Regions from separate parts of the Homo sapiens genome. Here region 2 is linked to region 1. The links are chromatin loops, found by intact Hi-C in ENCODE. Cell type or tissue: ascending aorta. All regions are shown on one strand. Links, peaks and the distances in the headings refer to the core of each region. The heading gives the core; the rest is flanking DNA. Region 1 overlaps DPH6-DT (DPH6 divergent transcript). Region 2 overlaps DPH6-DT (DPH6 divergent transcript).

Region 1 (4,405 bases), core at 296-4,295:
GAAATAAGATTAAAATTTAACAGAAAAAGAGGACAGTTAAATGGAAGGGGTGAAAAACAGAGCAAAGAAGTTTTAGAAGGCAAGCCACCATACTGATTTTGAATAGTGTTATTGAGGTATAAATAACATACACTATATTATACACATTTAATGTGTAGAATTTGACACATTTTGACATGTGAAACCAAGATCACTCTCAAGAGGGTGAATGTGTCCATCACCCTATAAAGCTTCTTTGTGCCTCTTTGTGAACCCTCTCTCCTGCCCATCTCTGCTCCTTTTCCAGCAATTATTGTCTGCTTTCTGTGACTGCAGATTCATTTGCAGTTTTCTAGAGTTTTATCTAAATTAAGACATCAATTTTGTATGCTTTTTTCCTGACTTTTAAAAAAATTCAGTGTAATTGTTTTAAGATTTGTCTGTTGTTGCATGTGCATATTATCAATTTGCTCTTTTTTAATGATGTGTAATTCCATTGTGCAGAAATGTCACAATTTGTTTATCTATTCACCTGTTGATGGACATTTATGTTGTTCCCAGTTTGGGGCTATTACAAATAGAGCTGCTATGAACATTTGTGTATAAGTCTTTGTATGACTATATGCTTTCATGTCTCTTGAGTAAATATCAAGGAGTAAAATGGCTAGATCATTAGGTAGGTGTATGTTTAAATTTTAAATAAAATGTCAAACTGTTTTCCAAAGTGCTTGTACCATTTTGCATTTCCACCAGCAGTGTATGAGAGTTCCAGTTCCTACACATCTTTAGCAACACTTGGCATAGTCATTTAATTTTAGCCATTCTAATAGGTTGTCGTGGTATCTTATGGCTCCAGTTTGTATTTCTCTAATGACTAATGCTATTGAGCATCCTTTCATATGCTACTTTACCATCAGTACTTTCTTTGGTGAAGTATCTGTTCAGTCCTTTGACATTTTAAATTTGGGTTGCTTGTTTTTTCTTTTCTGTTTCTTTTTTTTTTTTGTTCTTTGAGACAAAGTCTGGCTGTATCGCCCAGACAGCATGGAGTTCAGTGGTGCGATCTTGGATCACTGGAACCTCTGCCTCCCAGGCTCAGGCAACTCAAGCAATTCTCCCACCTCAGCCTCGTGAGTAGTTGGGACCACAGCAACACACCACCACGCCTGGCTAATTGTTGAATATCTATCTATCTATCTATCTATCTATCTATCTATCTATCTATCTATCTATCTATCTATCGAGACAGGGTTTTGCCATGTTGCCCAGGCTGGTCTCAAACTTGTGAGCTCAAGCAATCTGCCTACCTCCGCCTCCCAGATTTCTGGGATTATAGGTGTGAGCCACTGTGCCTAGCCCTTGTTCTTTCTTAGTGTGGAGTTTTAGGAGTTCATTAAAATTCCTGATGCAAGTCTTTTATCATATATTTTTACCATACACAAAAATAATATAAGAGAATGTTCTGTGGAGGTAGAGAAACTATGGAAGTATATTAACATGAGTAACATAAAAGTTAAATTCACATTTTATATGAAGTTGCTGAAAGAAAAAGAAGATTAAGGAGCTGCTAGAACTCTGCCTAATACACCTGACAAACCTCTGTCCTAAAATTATAGGTGTTTGCCATTATTATAAAATCAGAAAATAACTCAAAAGTCCTGTTGCTGAAGCCTGAGTTTCCATCAGTTGATATTTATTTCTTTGCCTTAATAGTATTTATTGAAAGGCATGTACTAGCAAAAGGATGATATATTAACTTACCAACACCTCAATGAACATAATTGTTTGTGATCTTTTGAAATATGATAGAGAACTGAGAGGAACTTCTCAGGGAAATGATCCACTTAATAGATGGTTAAGTAGAGGGAAAATAGAGAGGTCCATTTATCATGTGAAAAAATTTTAGAAAAGATTATCTTTGGATGGGAGTGTTGGACTCTTCATAGTGGGAGTGTTGAAAGCAGCAAAAAATCTAGTTTTCTTCAGGACAGTGAAAGATAGGTCTGAAATGGGAGGAGGTAGGGCAATAATTGCTCATAATTCTACTTGATACAATCATGATTTAACTCTTCAGGTGGAAAAATAAATAAGATAAAACAAATGTTTGGCTCTGAGGTAGGTCAGAAATAGCAAAAACTCTGACTGATAAAATGTTTATGACTCAGGAAAAAAAAAATACAAGGAAGAACGCAGATGGAGAAATGGAAGCCAAAAATGGTATGTAGAGGGTCGGGGGAAGGGATGGCCAGAAAGAGAGGAGGGAAGAAAAAAGCAACACAGATGATTAAAACAATCTTTTAAAGGTTTGCTCCCTCTTTTTGAAAAATTTAAAAATATTTTCAGCAAACAATATTGCATCTCTCCTGGTTCTGTTTTGTTCAGCCTTCCTTTCTGCACTGTTGTCTGCTCTTTGTTTTGTATCCTAGTTTTGCAGGGGGAATTCTGCCTAACCAGACACCAGGGGAACTGCCAGCAATGTCAATCAGCTGTCATAACTAGGGCCAGGGACCAAAAAAGAACAGCATAAGCCAAAGAGGAAGAAAAAAATAAAAAAGAGCCAGAGAGAGTGTGTGGGAGTATGTTGGTTGGTGGAGGAGTACAGGAGGAGCTTGCTGGGCTGGGAAAACACATTTTCCCCATTTCTCCTGAGTCACTTCGGCTATACTTTTTTCAACTCTGTGGGAAATCAAGAGTAAAAGCTTGGCTTATCAGTGATTTCACTGAGCCAGGATTCAGAATGCTGAAGGGACATCCTGTACCAAGCTCTGAAACACTGACCTCAATAGAATCCCCACCCCACAGAAAAATATTTGCCTCTTTGTGTGGTAGCCCTGTAAGATATGTAGACTAGCACAGGGAGTAGGAAATATTTAGAATCAAATACTGACTTTAAATAAAAGAATGGAAAAAGTAGTGGACCTATTTCTTGCCTGAAATGCGGTATGCCAAAGACTTTACCAAGTCCAGTCATTCATTTGTGTTTGGATTAGTCTTGGAAAGGATCATTAGACCTGCATTTCTGCCAAACACAGTTAGGATTTGCTCATGCCAATGCCCAAATACAGACCTTGAGTTCAGTGTTGTGTCTACCGGGTGCCTTGTCTAATCCAGAATGGGCTTGCTTGTCGTGCTATTTCCAGACATAACATACACCACTGGGACAACTGTAATTAACATGTAGAATACTGAATAACCTTCAGCTAGAGCTATTTTGCCTCAACTGTTTGAGGTCACTAGAATAAGACATCTAGTTTCATAACCCTAGCAGAGGTCTGATGCCCTCTGTGACATAACTTTTTAAAAACCAAATGAGTTATATGTTCAAGAGCACCAGATTGCGTAAGTAGAAAGTGTTCAGGTTTGTTCTGTTTATGTATAATTGTTCCAGATACTGGCTCCAATTTGATTCATCCATTATGATTTTGTGATGTGATATTAACCTAGATTTCAGAATGCCAATGTTTGATGAAGAATAAAAACTATTATACATGAATTCATAATTATATCATTTTAATAGCTGATATACTAAAGATGATTCAATTCAGCTAAATAAGAAATTGGACTACATGATCCTTTTATTACTGCTCATAGACATTGGAACTACAATACATATTCTTTGGGTAATCAATGCATTAGAATCAATTATACATTAACACTTATGAGGTAAGAGGGTCTTGAGGCCCTTACAAACATGAATGCTATTTCTGATGCCCAATTTGTCTTTAAAGACTTTGACTTAAGTGAAATATAGATAATAAATTCAATAGCCATATGCCTATCTGTACATCATTATTGAAGAACACTCATTTCAACAGAGGTTGGCAGTTACACTCCTTAATGTGTCTCCAGAGCCACATCCTTCACATACTTTATCTGAAATATTTTTATCTATTTCTGGACAAAACCGCTTTTGATCCAAATAAAATCTTTTTTTAATTTGTGGCCTCTCATGGGAAAATTCATGTCTATTTGTGATTATTAGGTTTAGGGCAAGGTTTTTTTTTTAAAACAGCTGCTTTCAGAGAATTCAAAATCAAGCTAGAACAGATCACAAGGCAAGATGTTTCTCTTAATATACAGTTCATTTTGAACAAAGTTGCAGTCAATATATGCACCATAACAGGAAATTGTGTGCATGCAATAATATTTTTACAGTGAGTAACATCTTGTCATTTGTCAACACATTTGTCTTTTATATCCCCCTGCAGCTAAATTTGGTGGAAAAAGCCTATATAAAAAGACATCTATGTATTCCTGTATTTCTAGTGCTCATCTCTGAAAGGCCAAAGCACTTGACAAGCTGGCTATTTTAACACAAAATGATACAAAGGGATAAGGAGCACATACAAAGGGAGAATATCAGCTTTTTTGTTACACTCCAGGCTTCTCTGAAACTGTAAATTTGTCAGCAGACCAGGTCAAGGGT
Region 2 (4,405 bases), core at 221-4,220, 65 kb before region 1:
TGAGGAAATGAATATATATATTTCTCTATAGTTTTTGCTTCTGTCACAGAGCAGCATATTTGTAATATTTGCTATTAAGTTTTGGAATGATTCAACCAATGATGGGGTGACCAACTTTACAGAAAGACATGCCATGGCCTGTGAAGAAAGGCAGTGACAACATACGTAATGAGAAACCCACAAAGAGGTGATGTGATAACATTTTACACCAAAAAACAGGCTATGATAAGGCCAATATGGAAAACCACATATTCATGTGCCAACAAATACACATGTAGGTAGAAGAATATGATGTATGTGGAAACAATCCAACACTTTTTAGCCAGGCGTGGCAGTGTGTGCCTATAGTTCCAGCTACTGGGGAGGCTGAGGCAGGAGAATCCCTTGAAGTAGGGAAGCAGAGGTTGCAGTGAGCTGAGATCGCACCACTGCACTCCAGCCCGGGCAACAGAACACGAATGTATTTCAAAAAAAAAAAAAAAGATACAATCCAGAATTTTTTAAAGGAATGTCATTTGATTCGATGAGGAGAGATGATCAGAAACTTTCTTCCACCATTCTTCATCTTTCCCTAATGTTACCATCAACACTAAATAAACAGGGGTTCCAAAATTGAAAAGGAAAATTTTCACTACAAATTCAGTGGAACAGTTATTGAATTTTAAAAAATACATTATTAGGATTATTTCTGAAATTAAAACTTATCGTTGTTGGCATTATTAGTTTAATATGTGCTGTGTGGCTTCTACCAATTTTTTTTGGTTTAATCTTTATAGTTTCTCTGTTATTTTTAATTATTTATTTATTTTTTATTTTTTTTGAGACAGAGTCTTGCTCTGTCTCCCAGGCTGGAGTTCAGTGGCTCAATCTCTGCTTACTGCAACCTCTGCCTCTTGGGTTCAAGTGATTCTCCTGCCTCAGCCTCCTGAGTAGCTGGGGTTATAGGCACCCGCCATCATGCCTGCCTAATTTTTGTATTTTTTTGTAGAGATGGTGTCTCTAGCAAATTTGTAAAGTGTTAGCATTCTTTGAGGATGTGTGCTATGCTCAGGGAGGCACATTTTGTGTGGGTCTAGGGGAAAAAAATTCTGGTAAAACTGGTCTTGAACTCCTGACCTCGGGTGATCCACCCACCTCGGCCTCCCAAAGTGCTAGGATTACAGGCTTGAGCCACCACACCCGGCTCATGCCTGTAATTTTTCTACCTTGTAATCAAAACATTATTATTGTTTTATAAGCTAATATTCATTTAGATTCACCCTTTCCATTGCTCATAGTTCCTCTTTTATTATCCCCATTTTACAGATGCAGAAATTAAGATACAGAAGGGATAATTAAATTGTTTAAGGTTTTCTAGCTAGTAAGAGGCAGAAACAATACTTCAACCCAGGCTTGTTACTATTAATTATTAATCCAAAGAGGGCAGAATTATTCTGACAGCTACGTTAGCTTAAAAAATTAGCGGGAATCAGTTTATATGACAAAGACTCAGAAGTGATAATCATGTTAATTGCTCTGCTTTATAGAACACATAGACTGTCTTAATCAACTTAACCCAAGTTATGCTTAAAATGTTTCTCAAAGCCATGAAATACCTACATATAGAAGAATATAAATCATTTTTATATGGTTATTGCTATTCATAGAAATTATATCCCAAAATAAACATGGGGCCCAAATCTTACCTAGAGAGCCAGGGTACTTCCTGAAGAATCTTTGTCTTTTGGATGAATTCTCTATGGGGTCCACACAAGCCAGGTCTTTCTCTTAGATTGAATATAACTATCATTCATACATCTTCCCTCACATGCACATCCTAATCGTCCCATCAAGTTACCAAATTGTTTCACATTATCTAAGAAAATCACTTATGTGAAGTCATTTTGAAAACGAGCACTATACAATTAGTTAGAAGTTATTATTTTGAACCCCTATTTTCCTTGGCCACATGATCCATATGCGAAGGTGGCTGAGTTTTAATTTAAGGTTTTCATACTTGTTCACTTAGACTCTCTGAGTCTCCGGCTCCATCAGATCCCTATTAAGAAATGTTTATCTTTCTGTTCAGTGAGGCATATAGTTATGCAACCAGATGGCATGCGCTCAGATGGTGGTGAGAGGGCCTGAGATCTCAAGGGAGCAAGAGGGATTCTTGCCTAATACTCTGCACATTTTGATAAAGCTTTGTAAGTGTAAGGAATAAGGTCTTATTTAACTATGTATCCCCAGCATCAAGCCAATGTGGGCACAGTAAATGTCTGTAGAATTGAATTCCTTATGTTGATTCCATTGGTGTGGTGGTGACAAGAAGGAAGAGAAGCTGAGCGTCAAACATTGTGTCTCAGCCTGGCCGTGGCCCTAGCTTTAATTCTTATATACTGCACAGGGTACAGGCTAAGGGATTCTGGTTTTGCTCAGAATAAGGTGTTTATGCTCCAAAAGGGTGCTATAAAATATCTGTAACTCACTATCTGAATGCAAGTAACTTGGGTCAGAGGTCTTGGTAAACTCTTCCAATTGTTTTTTACATGTAATTATTCAACTTTCTCCCACCCATGACCCTCAGCATCATATGGGGCAAAGGAACATCAAGCCATATTGAGTCCCAAAGAATATCAAGTAAGCATCTTACGGCTGTACAAGATAAATGTGAATAATAAAATCTCAATTTGTGCTATTATTTTTCCTTTCAACAATAATTCTTTTCATTTTATCTTTTTGAATTTATATTAAAGATGTATAAGTTTAAATTCATAGGAGTTCTGGTTATTCATGATATATTAATATGCTCCCTGCAACACCATTTTGGTATTTTCTCCTTGTCTTATATATGCACTATTTTATACTGCTATAAAATTCACACTGGAGAGACACTGTGAAGTCTAAATTACTTAAGGTCAAATTCTATTCTTAGCCCTATGAGTGTTTAGAAAATTGAGATAAAAGAGGCAGAAATTTTTGACTTGAGATCACTCATCAATACTCTGCAATGAAATCAGCTTTCCTTTGTGAAGTCCAAAAGTAAACACTAATGTCTGAATCATATACAGAATCTAATATCAGAGTAATAGTTAGGCTGGGCTTGAGGCTTGAGGATAGGGAGAAAGAAAACTCTTATTTTTACACAGACTGTAACACTCTAGCATTTCACATATTTCTAGGAAGACTTATTTAATCCACCTTGTCATGTGCTGACATTTAATAAACACCTCATTCCTCTATAGGTATTTTAAACAATGAGCTGCAGAATACCAAATCCCTGGCCAGTTAACAGTATTGAAATGACCAAACATTTATATAGCTTCTTTTTTGAAAAATAAGGTTAATGGAAATAATTTCTATTTTAATATGACTTTCTTCATGCTGTGAACTGTATACATATGCATACCTGCAATGTATATTACTGGCTGTGAAGGGACCATCCTTATTTGTGATGGTTATGATGCTTTTACAATATCATGCATATGGTTCCATTTGAAAGACATGTAATTCATTACCTTCTTCTGTTGGTTAATAGCTTTATGAGAATGTTTTCCCCTAGACCCACACAAAATGTGCCTCCCTGAGCATAGCACACATCCTCAAAGAATGCTAACACTTTACAAATTTGCTAGCTAATGTGTAATCTGCAGAGGATATCTGCCTTATCTGACAAACATCATCTCAGCTCAGGAAGCCATGTACAATCCGTCTATCAGATCTGACATTGGTGGTATCTACGCAGCCCTTCCCAGCACACACCCTGCCTTTAAAGGTCTTCCCATCCCTGTTATTGGTCTCACAGATGATAGAGTATGACACTCCATAAACAATGAGCTAGGCCTTTTGTAGGCTGCTTTGCTTTTCTTGGCTTCAAACTGCCACTGAATGTCAAATCAATTTGGCTCTCATTAGAACAGCTTTATATGTGCAAATGTATTTGGGTCTGGTTGCCACTTTTTCCCCTATTTTTTTCTCCTTTCCATTCCTCCTCTTCTCTTTGAGATGATGTAATTTTTCTCTAATCCATGCCAACACCTGTTTCTTTAAAAGAGAGAGAGAGGAGAGAAAAAAGAAGAGAGGAGAGTGAGAGAAAATGCTCGAGTGTGTGGCTCTTTATCACAATCAGCATGAACACCAGTCTGGCACATTATGGCTCAAGTTTCCCCAGAACAAAGAGAAAATGCCTCGTTGCCATGATATTGTACATCACAGAGCCCAGATAAAGTCGAGAGAGTCTTTGTAAACCTTGGTTCCTGATGTCTGGAGAAACGGCTGTCGAGATAGAGCAAGGTGTGTAAGCTGGTTTTATTGATAAGTGATGAAGCTAGCAATAAATCTGGTGCAGTGCTTAAGGAAGTCTGAGCCACAGACCATGTTTGATGGGAGACTGTTTTCCTCTTGAGTTGGGAGAAATAAAGCGCTA

Evidence for each region. Hi-C counts contacts between places; a loop is a spot of excess contacts. Peaks named below come from ENCODE experiments on the same cell type or tissue, not always from the same donor. Only the 100,000 strongest peaks of a DNase experiment are listed, where the experiment ranks them.
Region 2: it touches region 1 in a loop (2.4-fold over the local background); 7 of 110 quality-filtered maps call a loop at or near these places.

Annotation. Positions count from the first base shown.
Region 1 is chr15:35,688,298-35,692,702 of GRCh38, forward strand. The region is part of intron 1 of DPH6-DT (DPH6 divergent transcript); the gene reads left to right. Among named protein-coding and RNA genes, the nearest start is that of DPH6-DT, 140 kb to the left of the region's middle. In ascending aorta, for the core only: no CTCF peak of the experiment used is centred there; DNase peaks (open chromatin) are centred at 2,624, 2,888 and 3,064; H3K27ac peaks cover 3,324 bases.
Region 2 is chr15:35,622,971-35,627,375 of GRCh38, forward strand. All of the region lies in intron 1 of DPH6-DT (DPH6 divergent transcript), which reads left to right. Among named protein-coding and RNA genes, the nearest start is that of DPH6-DT, 79 kb to the left of the region's middle. In ascending aorta, for the core only: no CTCF peak of the experiment used is centred there; a DNase peak (open chromatin) is centred at 2,091; H3K4me3 peaks cover 563 bases.